Regions from separate parts of the Homo sapiens genome. Here region 1 is linked to region 2. Evidence: read pairs that join two places in POLR2A ChIA-PET (ENCODE). Cell type or tissue: B cell. All regions are shown on one strand. Each heading gives the region's core, and the rest is flanking DNA. Links, peaks and the distances in the headings are about the cores only.

Region 1 (5,379 bases), core at 297-5,296, 72 kb after region 2:
TTGTATTTGTAAAACATGACCTATGTCAGTGCAAGTTTTTTGAGACTGAGTTTCACTCTTGATGCCCAGGCTGGAGTGCAATGGCGCCATCTCAGCTCATTGCAACCTCCACCCACCGCGGTTCAAGTGATTCTCCTGCCTCAGCCTCCCGAGGAGCTGGGATTACAGGCATGCACCACCATGCTCGGCTAATTCTGTATTTTTAGTAGAGACAGGGTTTCTCCATGTTTGTCAGGCTGGTATCGAAATCCCGATCTCAGCTGATCCACTGCCTCAGCCTCCCAAAGTGCTGGGATTACAGGCGTGAGCCACTGCACCTGGCGCAAGTTTTAAATTCAGATATATTTTATGGGGTCAATTAAAAACATATTTTATTATAAACGAATGAACAGTATAAACAGTTCTAGGTTTGAAGAACACAGCTGCCATTCGCCCAAGTCTTACCCCTTATCCACAAATAAATACGAAGACTATCACATCAACCCTGATGCTTTTTCCTTGATATTTATTTCTGACCAGTAATTAACTGAACATATGCTATTACAACTTACAAAAAAATTGTTGATGTTGCTTCTGATTGTATCCAAGTCCTGAGACACATTGAGGGACTGTTCTTTCCAGTAATTCAGAGTATGCTGGGAAGATTCCAACCACTTGGTTAACTGATCCGAATCTCTGTTATAACTAACAGGAGCAAAGTGAGAGAGAAGGCAGATTAGAAACATATTCTGATAATGATATGCATCACCAGCAAATTTTCTTATTTTATTGTATGTCCTCCTATGTTGATCAGTCCTAACATTCAGAATATCATGACGTTAATAAGGATTATATCATGTTTTATACCATGATGCTCCTGGCATTTTCTAGGACTCTCTTCATTACAGCTCAGCAAGAACAGTGAGGATTTTAGGCCAGATGTGGTGGCTCATGCCTGTAATCCCAGCACTTTGGGAGGCCGAAAAAGGTGGATTGCCTGAGGTCAGGAGTTCGAGACCAGCCTGAAAAACATGGTAAAACCCTGTCTCTACTAAAAAATACAGAAAATACCCAGGCATGGTGGCAGGCGCCTGTAGTCCCAGCTACTCAGGAGGCTGAGGCAGGAGAATCGCCTGAACCCAAGAGGTGGAGGTTGCAGTGAGCCGAGATTGCGCCACTGTACTCCAGCCTGGGCGACAGAGCAAGACTCTGTCTCAAATAAAAAAAAAAATAATAATAATAATGAGGAAGTCTAAAGCATTCTTTATTTCTTATTACAGCTACACAAAAGTATACCCAATGAAGGAACAGAGATTTTTATCCATCAAATGTCTTCTATAAATTTGTTTATATTAAAAATATAGGTCAGGCACAGTGGCTCACTTCTGTAATCCCAGCACTTTGGGGTAACAAGGTGGGAGGATGGCTTGAGCCCAGGAATTTGAGACCAGCCTGGGCAACATGGAAAAACCCCATTTCTACAAAAAATACAAAAATTAGCAGGGCGTGGTGGCATGTGCTGTGGTTCCAGGTACTTGGGAGGCTGAGGTGGGAAGATTACTTGAGCCCAGGAGGTCAAGGCTGCAGTGAGCCACGATCACGCCACTGCACTCCAGCCTGGGTGACACAGTGAGACCCTGTCTCAAAAAATAAATAAAATTACATACACACACACACACACACACACACACACACACACCATACATACACACACACACACACACACACACACAACCAGCATTTGTATAAGCTGTATAACAACAAACTGCTGCTGGCTGAACACCCAACGTATTTGCCCGAGGTAGTGAAAATATTCAAACAATATTCTGCCCTTCTTGTAACTTTTAAACTGCCTTAGATTAAGATGCAGGGATGAGAATGATGTTTAAATGTTCTATGTTCTCCTCCTTCCTCACACGGTTCAAGATTATACCAACTAAGCACAACAAATTCTCCAAAGAACTCAAAAGCCTATTTCAAACTATTCTGTTAGCTAAAATCATTTAATTTTTTTAATTTTAAAACTTTTGGAAAGAGCAATATCATGGTATAAAGGTAACCTATATATTATTTTATAACATAATTCCTAGCTTCTATAGAAATGTGTAAACTAGCTGGGTGCAGTGGCTTACACCTGTAATCCCAGCACTTTGGGAAGCTGAGGCAGGAGGACTGCTTGAGGCTAGGAGCTTGAGACCACCCTGGGCAACAATGTGAGACCCCATCTCTACAAAAAATTTTATAAAATTAGCCATGCACGGTGGCCTATGCCTGTAGTCACACCAACTTGGGAGGCTGAGGCAGGAGGATCGCTTGAGTCCAGGAGTTCAAGGTTGCAGTGAGCTATGATAGTGCTGCTGCACTCCATGCACTCCAGCCTGGGTGACAGTGCAAGACCTTGCCTCCTTAAAAACAAAAAAGAAAAGAAAAGAAAAGAAAAGAAAAAACGATCACAGCAAACTGATTACATGTTATACTGTGTCTAGCAAACCATCAGAGATTCTACATCGCGTTTAGCCCAGAAGAGGGACCCAACTGCTTTAGACTGCCCAAGAAAAAACAGCATAAGGTGGGTTGCAGGTAAAATTTAGTTGACTACAGAATCCCCGAGGTCTTTCTTCACAGCACAATATGAAGCCAATCCACCCCCAAAAAGGCTGACCTGAGCAGATGCTTGAGAAGAGCTTGCAGCCTGTGGAGCTCATGGTCAATTTTCTTGTTCAGGGACAACCACTGCTCTTCCAGTTTTGCGATCTGGCCCTCTAATTCAGGACAGCTCACAGACGCCACCAACTGTTTGCCTTCGTTCAGAGTTTGGTAAAGCCGGGCGTGTTTTCCACCAATGTTTCTTTTTATTTGCTAATAAAAAGTAAAGTCATAGAATGAATTATTTAGAAAATAAAGTCTGCCAAGCTATTCACAAATACTGCATTTAAAACTGACATTTGTGTCCACTGATAAAACAGTAACACTTTCCCAACATTCAAGACTATATAGTCTGACTGGATGCATGATTAATGGTTTATTGGTTACCTTTCATGATAGGTGTCCAATCTTGCATTTCTAGAGCACAGATTCAACTTTGTAGACTTACTGGCTGGATGCAGTGGCTCATACCTGTAATCCCAGCACTTTGGGAGGCTGAGGCAGGCAGATCACCTGAGGTCTGCAGTTCGAGACCAGGCTGACCAACATGGTGAAACCTCCTCTCTACTAAAAATACAAAAAATTAGCTAGGTGTGGTGGCGCATGCCTGTAATCCCAGCTACTTGGGAGGCTGAGGCGGGACTTGGTGGCGCACACCTGTAATCCCAGCTAGCCAGGAGGCTGAGGCAGGAGAATTGCTGGAACCCAGGAGGTAGAGGCTGCAGTGAGCTGAGATTGTGCCACTGCACTCCAGCCTGAGCGACAGAGCGAGACTGTGTCAAAACAAAACAAAACAAAACAAACCAACCAACCAACCCAAATCAACTTTATAGACTTATTGCATACAAACAAAAAACAAGCTGGCAGTCATTAGGCCATGCTGAGCTCACAGATAGGTTTTGTGTGACCTTAAGATCAGTTTGAAAAATCAGGAAATCTTACCTAATAATCAGGATTGCCAGTGTCTGTGGGAAAACTGGAAGACCTAGCAATTGTTGGTCTGCATCTCATGTGGCAAAGGGCGGCTGTAACTGAGCAGCAGCTGCTGGCTCTAGGAGAGCCTACTCCCTCTCCTTTTCCCTTGGCTCAGTCCCCACCACCCCTCTGATTGCAGAGCCAGTAGGGTTTCCTTATTTCTATTCTGCCCCCGAAAGCACTTCAGATGGTGACTTAGATATGAAGAGGATAAATAAAATAGTATTTCTCTATTATCCATGAGATGCGAATACTAGGCAGAAAAATTCATTTCCAGGGTCTTCTACTGAATATAAAGATTCAGTAGAGAGAAAGGAAGAAAACTTTAGAAAAATAAATTAAAACAGCGTATCATTAATCCAACTTCACGGAAAGAAAAATGAAATTCTTTGAAGAGAAGTCTGTCTAAAGGTAATTATCTAACACAGCTGGATTCAGCTAATGCCATTTATCCTGACACCTGTTTAATCTTAAAAAATAAATTATTAACAAAACAGAAGGTTTGCTATTTTCAAATTAAGTTAAGCCTTTTAAATCATTACCAAAAAATTCCACGTCCATAGCCCTTTCCACCACTCCCATTTGTAATCCCCTCCCCCCCGTGTCTGAGCATCTGTATTAAAAGAAAAAAAAATCAGTCTAATTTTCTAAGTGAAGTGCTAGATTCTTCACCTTTAAAACATCTCTGAAAAGTCTTAATTCACCCCCCAATTTTTTTTTTTTTTTTTTTTTTTTGAGATGAAGTCTCGCTCTGTCACCCAGGCTGGAGTACAGTGGCGCTATCTCAGCTCACTGCAGCCTCCGACTCCCGGGTTCCAGCGATTCTCCTGCCTAAGTCTCCCAAGTAGCTGGGATTATAGGCACGTGCCACCACACCCAGCTAATTTTTGTATTTTTAGTAGAGATGGGGTTTTACCATATTGGCTAGGCTGGTCTCAAACTCCTGACCTCAGGTTATCCACCCACCTCGGCCTCCTAAGGTGCTAGGATTACAGGCATGAGCCACCACGCCCAGCCTAATTCACCGATTGTATGCATGGGATACAGTCTGTGCACGAGTAACTAGGCTGAGCCAGCATTTGAACACAGGTTTGTTGACTTCAAAGGCCAGACAACTGACTCCTAGGTTCCATGCCCCACAGACGACGGCTGATCAAGATGACAACATCTGTCAGACTCACACAAACCTTTCCTTGATTCTGAACTGAGAATGGCCTATGAAGTCCATATGTGAGATGGGCTTTACAGGATATGTCTTCTTTAGTCTGGCAAATTTATTTAAAAGTCTTAGAACAATTTTTTTCTTTTTAATATTTCAAATGTAATAGAATCACACATTTTAACAGATATGGTCACTTTTGGAGAAAACAATCACACTCATATTAGGTTGGCTAATATTAGACTGTTGCTTAAAATAATAAGCCTTAAAATACTGTTCTCATCTGCATTCTTTCAGCTGTTTAGATGATACCTTCTGTATCCCTAGACTAACAAAGAGCTAAACAGTACTCTCATCACCCCCACTCCCACCCACCCCAGAGGACTCAGATTTACCTTAGAGTTAGGCTCAATATAATTAATAAGGCGGCAATGAGACCAACTGTAGCTTTCCAGGCATCTAGGGAGTATAAATACAGTGTCCCAGCCTCTGGAAAATGTTCCTTATAGAGGTTAAAATACCTCCATGGAAAAGAGAACCCTGGAATTATTTCCTGCTTTCATTTTCCAACTAGTTCATTCAGGCAATAAATGTGCTTTTGAGGTTTTAAAGTTGATATT
Region 2 (5,379 bases), core at 269-5,268:
ACTAGGGAAGGCAAATTTCCATTTCTCAACCTCTTCCAAAATCTGGCCAAGGAGAGAATTACAGTGAGATTAGCCTGTCATACAGATATCAGAAACAATGGGAGAGCGGACCTCTGTTCTTGGCCCCACTGGTGACACCCATACTCCTGGACCGTAAAGAACAGTATCCTTGCACGTGATAATCTGGTAGTACACAGGTGGGATGTAGCCTGGCTGCTTTAAGAATTCTGAAATTTGCTCTCAGAGTATCGTGTGAAATTTGCACTTGGCCAGCTCTCCCACGCAAAGGTGTGTTCTTTTGAGAAGAGCTAGGGAAGCAGCAGCCCTCACATTCAGTTGGCGCATCTTGTCATCGGCGTCACTCTCTGAGAAGTGCTCCACGTTGGTCAGCTGCAGGTCCATCTCTGTGAGCCACACCAGAATGCTCTCCCTGGTGCCCTCAAATTCTTCCCTCTGGTTGGTGAAATGCTGCAAAAGTGGGGAGGAAATCACATTTCTACTGACCACGGAACAAGAGTTCAGACAGACAGCAAGGCCACCTTCGGCCACAAGAAAAGGGTACCCAGAATACTCAGGGAGAAATCTGCCTCTAGGGTACCCAGAAAGCCCCAGAAGCACTATGTTGTTCAGAGGCTGGGGTCTGGTTCTGGCTTTGTGAGACCAAACAAGCCCCCTCAACTTCTCTGAGCCCCAGCTTCTACGCTGGCAAGTCGGGGAGAGAGTGGGAATGTTGATTATGGTCTCTGAGGTCCTTAAGCATTTGAAATTCTAAAATTCTCTAGTCCAAATCAGTGATTTTCCTCTGTCCTTTGAAGAGCCCCCTGAGGGGCCAGGCCAGGCCTTCTGCCTGTTTTACACATTGGCCTTCTGCAGCTTTTGCTTGACGGAAGGATTTAGTAGCTTCAAGATGGAAAAGCCTTGATATCAGGATTGAGGCCAGCCTGGTGCCCCCTTCTGCCTTCACTGATAGAATTCTGAATGTGTCTTCCCAGAGAAAGAAGACTCAGAGCAGTTGTATCATCTCCAATTAAGGATGCCTCTCAGGTTACTGCTTCACAGATAGGCAGCTGATGTTCAGATCAGTATAGCTTCAGTGCCAAACGAAGGCAGATTAGCCACAGCCAGATCGGCAGGAGATAATTAATGCAAGAGGCCGGGCATGGTGGCTCACACCCACGATCCCAGCACTTTGGGAGGCCAAGGTGGAAGATTACTTGAGGCCAGGAGTTTGAGACCAGCCTGGGCAACATAGTGAGACCCCATTTCCACAAAAATTAAAATCAGCCAGGCACAGTGATGCACGCCGGTAATCCTAGTTACTCAGGAGGCTGAGGCAGGAGGATCCCTTGAGCCTAGGAGTTTGAGGCTGCAGTGAGCTATGATCTCACCACTGCACTCCAGCCTGGGCAACAGAGTGAGACCCTGTCAAGAAAGAAGAAAGAGAGAAGAGAGAGAAAGAAAGACGGAGAGACAGGAAAGGAGAGAGAGACAGGAAGGGAGAGAGAGACAGAAAGAAATGCAAGGGAGTTGTCTAGGTTACTAGAAAAGCCAATGTCTTCCTGAGAAGGAGGGAGGGGGAGAGAGAGAGAAAAGAAAGGAAGAAAAGAAAGAAAGCCCAGATTTACATCTTTCTAGAATGGGTTCAACCATGCTCTGCCCTGAGAACAGACGCAGAAATTAAAATTGTGTCCTGTAGTCCCTGCCTGTGACAGTCCTTTCAGTTTATAACTGGATTCACACAGGTTTACACAGCACATCTTCTGAATGACAGAAATCTAAGGTGAATATTTACCTTCAAAAACCAAACCTTTGTGTGCTCTGAAATTCAGAGAATAATCACAGTCCCCAACCCCCCAGTGCAGACAGGGGCTCTTGCATTCACGTGCCTTGTCCATCCTCCTCAGTGCGAGAGCTGGGGGGGGTCCCATAAAAACAGACAGATGGGCAAAGCGGGGCTCCTTCCAGGGGCCCACGTGTTGCCTTTTCCAGACCCAGCGAAGCGGCGCCCTGGACTCTGAGCTAACATGCACACCACCACGGGTTACAGAAGTTGTAAAAAGAGCTGTGCGTTGGTAACGCAAATCTCATCAACAGGCCCTGCCTAAGAAGCCCCACATGCAAATCCCCCTTTTAAAAAACGAACGTTGGCAGCTTTGGGCTTCTTTGTGTTGGAGGACTGTTAAAACAGCTCAGGCCTGAAGTGAAACCTTCTACCTGCTGCTTTGTGCCACAAGCCTGCCATTGCGTATCGTGCGTTATGTCTCCTGGAAAATCTACACCCGAGCCAGGTGCAGAGGAGCTCACCCTGAGTCTCCGCAGGACGGCTGTGACCCGCCTCTGAAGGTTGTCCCAGCGCTGGTTGCCCTCGTGGACCATCTGCTTCAGCCTGCTGGCCGTGTCTGTGCGGTTCTCCCGGGCCAGCCGCCGGTACTGCTTGTTGATGAGCTCCAGCTGAGTGAGCCGCTCATGAATCTGCCGCTGAAAGGCCTGCATCACATGGGAGGGGTCAGAGCCAAAGCATGCAGAGTGCCAGGACGCCCTCCTTCCCTTCTACATCCCAAGCGACCTGCTGCCAGGGGTTCATCCCCAAACTGCAATGGCAGCAGAGGGCCTAATTCACCAGTCCTGATGCCAGCTACAGAACAGGCTTTCAAGTTCATTACATAGCAGCTGGAGTACATCAGCAATGTCTTGCAAAGCTGTCTCAGCAGCTGGGGGCAGGCTGTGGTTTAGGCAGCCCTTGCCAGAGGTGAGGGGAAGCTGGCTACTTAGAGGAAGTCATTTCAGCAGCCCCCAGGCTCGCTGCAGGCTTGGTTATGATCAGGAGACCGGGATGGAGAAGGTGTTTACCTCAAACCTCTTCAGTTCCTCTTTGGCACTCGTGTACAACACCTCTGAGGAATTTGGGCAGGCTGCCGTCCTCTCAGCTGACTTGAGCCAGTCCTCAAAGCGAGAATAGTCGTCTAAAAACTTCTGCCACAGGCGCCACGTCTCCTCGATTCTGATGGGAGCAAAGCAACTTAACACAAGCCATCCCCTCCAAGCCTGTGCTTTTGCACTTCTTTTATCCCCTGACACCCGCACGGTTTAGTGGGGGAGACCCTGTTACCCCTTCTGGGAAATAAGAGGGACGCCACTTCTTGTCTGTGCTCCTCCTGCCTGGGAGCGCCAAGCAGCTCAGAGCTCCTGCTTCACAGAGGTTAAAAAACCAGGAGACAGGGCTGCCTCCACTACTGCCCAGCTAGGTCAACGGAAGCACAGCGGCCAGTCCACAGCCACACCCCACACAGGACAGCTGGGGAGAGACATTACTCCGGTTACATTTTTCTTGAATAAATCCTTTGATAAGCGTTGGGCCTTCTCTGCCAATACCTGGCGCATTTCTAAGTGAAATGAACAGAATAGTTACTGTGAATGAGGTCAGAAGGGTGTATTGAGTTCGGCTGACCACGCTGAAGGCATTTGGGGGAGCTTAGTTCTTACTTCATGCGCCGCTCCATGGACATGGCACAAATGTTCCTCCAGCGTCTGTCCAGGCTCCTGGTGGTCTGCTGGATCGAGTCACACTCGGTCTCATTTGCACAGGCATCGGAGTCGTGCAGTAGGACGTCACAGATGTTAAACACGGACTCCACCCCTGCGCTGTGTTGTTCAATATCTCGCTGTAGATCCTGTGATTACAACAGAGTAAGAAACCTCTTGAGATGTTGGTGGCAGCAGGAGGGTCAGCATCAAAGGACCTCCGTTCCTCCCTCCCTTCTCCCAGCTCAGGGGATACTTCCCTGGGTGGATTTCCACCATGAACTTGGCAGTACACATGGAATCCCTCTCATCTTTGTGCTACCCTTGTGCTGTCAGCACCTGACACAAAGTTTAAACACTGGAAACATCTAGGACTTATGCGCTGAACCATGTGAGGGGTGCCACGGTGATGGGTGTCCTCTACGCACTGACAGGTGGCGCCATTACTGTTGAGAGCCCATCGCCCCACAGACTTCGGGTATGCATGGGATCTACTCCATACCACCCAACCCCAAAGGGCTCCAGTTTAGACTTGGTTTCAGGGAGGTCTTTAGAAACTGAGTCTCTTCAGCAGGAACTCTCAATCTTTTATCAGCTACCGAACTCTTCAAACACACACCAAATTGTGCATGCAGCAGTGTGGATGCCCACAGCTTCCCCGTGAGCCCATTCAAGGGCTTCATGAGCCCAAGGGAGAAATTCTGGCAGACAGACCTTGCCTCCCCAACTGATAAAGTCCAGCCAAAGCTGTGGTGGCTTGGAGAGAGGTGGGGTCTCTGGAGTCTTGTCCTTTGATGATGATAGTGATGCAGTTCCCCAATTTGGGAAAAATAACATTTATGAAGAGAAAATGCATGGTCATAGGAAAAAACTGGAAAACCTCTTCACGAATAAACATGGCATTTTTAGTCATCATCAGATAATATTTCTGCTGTACCCCATGGGTGGGCTGCGGGGAGGGAGAGAGATAAGGAACCTGTTTTGCCATTCTGGAAGAGTTAGGCATCCCTGATGTCCAAATTGTGTGACAAGTGACATGAGACCACAGCATTAATTTTAATATCCAAATTACATTGTGAGAAAGCAAACACTAAGTTAAATTCTATTTTAATTATTTGATAATATACCAATTTCTAAAATCTACACTACTTTAACCACTATTAACTAGACTAAATCCAGTTCCCAGGACTCAACAAATTTCAGTTAATAAGAGGACTGTACTATAAATGGTAGCTGTCACCATCTACAGAAAGGCAATATAAGCTTCATTCCAGGTCACTTTCATATTTAAATAACTTGAGATTACTACTATATTACTAGATGGGACCACTATTTTCATACTCTCTTTTTTTTTTTTTTTGAGACAAGGGTTTCACTCTGTTATAGTGGTGCGATCTTGGCTCACGGAAACCTCTACCTCCGGGCTCAAGTGATCCTCCCACATCAGCCTCCCAAGCAGCTGGCCACCATACTCAGCTAATTTTTTGTATTTTTGGTAGAGATGGGGTTTTACCATGTTGTCCAGGCTGGCCTCAAACTTCTGAGCTCAAGTGATCCACCCTCCTTGGCCTCCCAAAGTGCTGGGATTACAGGGGTGAGCCACCACGCCCAGCCCCTATTCTCTTACTTTTCTTCATATAAATACACAATTCCGATCATTGAGTGTTTAGGTTGATATAAGAAAATAAAATGCTAACCCGCCAACTGAATTTTAAATCAGGCAGTTCCTAACACTGATCCCGAGTACAAATGAACACCACCAGGTTATATTCAGAAGAGATGTGTTTTCCACTTGGCCACCCTGTGTGCACTGTGAAGAATGTGCAGGGTGATTTCTTTAAAGCTCTGCAGTGTGGG

What was found. Peaks named below come from ENCODE experiments on the same cell type or tissue, not always from the same donor. Only the 100,000 strongest peaks of a DNase experiment are listed, where the experiment ranks them.
Region 1: POLR2A ChIA-PET joins it to region 2 with 8 read pairs; 5 of 35 experiments call an interaction of 5 or more read pairs at or near these places.

Annotation. Positions count from the first base shown.
Region 1 is chr14:64,135,246-64,140,624 of GRCh38, reverse strand. It overlaps SYNE2 (spectrin repeat containing nuclear envelope protein 2), which reads right to left. Exons shown (of 116, transcript NM_182914.3): 79 at 2,642-2,838; 80 at 552-684. Among named protein-coding and RNA genes, the nearest start is that of MIR548H1, 43 kb to the right of the region's middle. In B cell, for the core only: no CTCF peak of the experiment used is centred there; a DNase peak (open chromatin) is centred at 2,674.
Region 2 is chr14:64,207,050-64,212,428 of GRCh38, reverse strand. It overlaps SYNE2 (spectrin repeat containing nuclear envelope protein 2), which reads right to left. Exons shown (of 116, transcript NM_182914.3): 101 at 3,484-3,671; 102 at 2,851-3,001; 103 at 2,305-2,487; 104 at 331-468. Among named protein-coding and RNA genes, the nearest start is that of ESR2, 85 kb to the left of the region's middle. In B cell, for the core only: no CTCF peak of the experiment used is centred there; DNase peaks (open chromatin) are centred at 2,788 and 3,224; H3K27ac peaks cover 2,907 bases.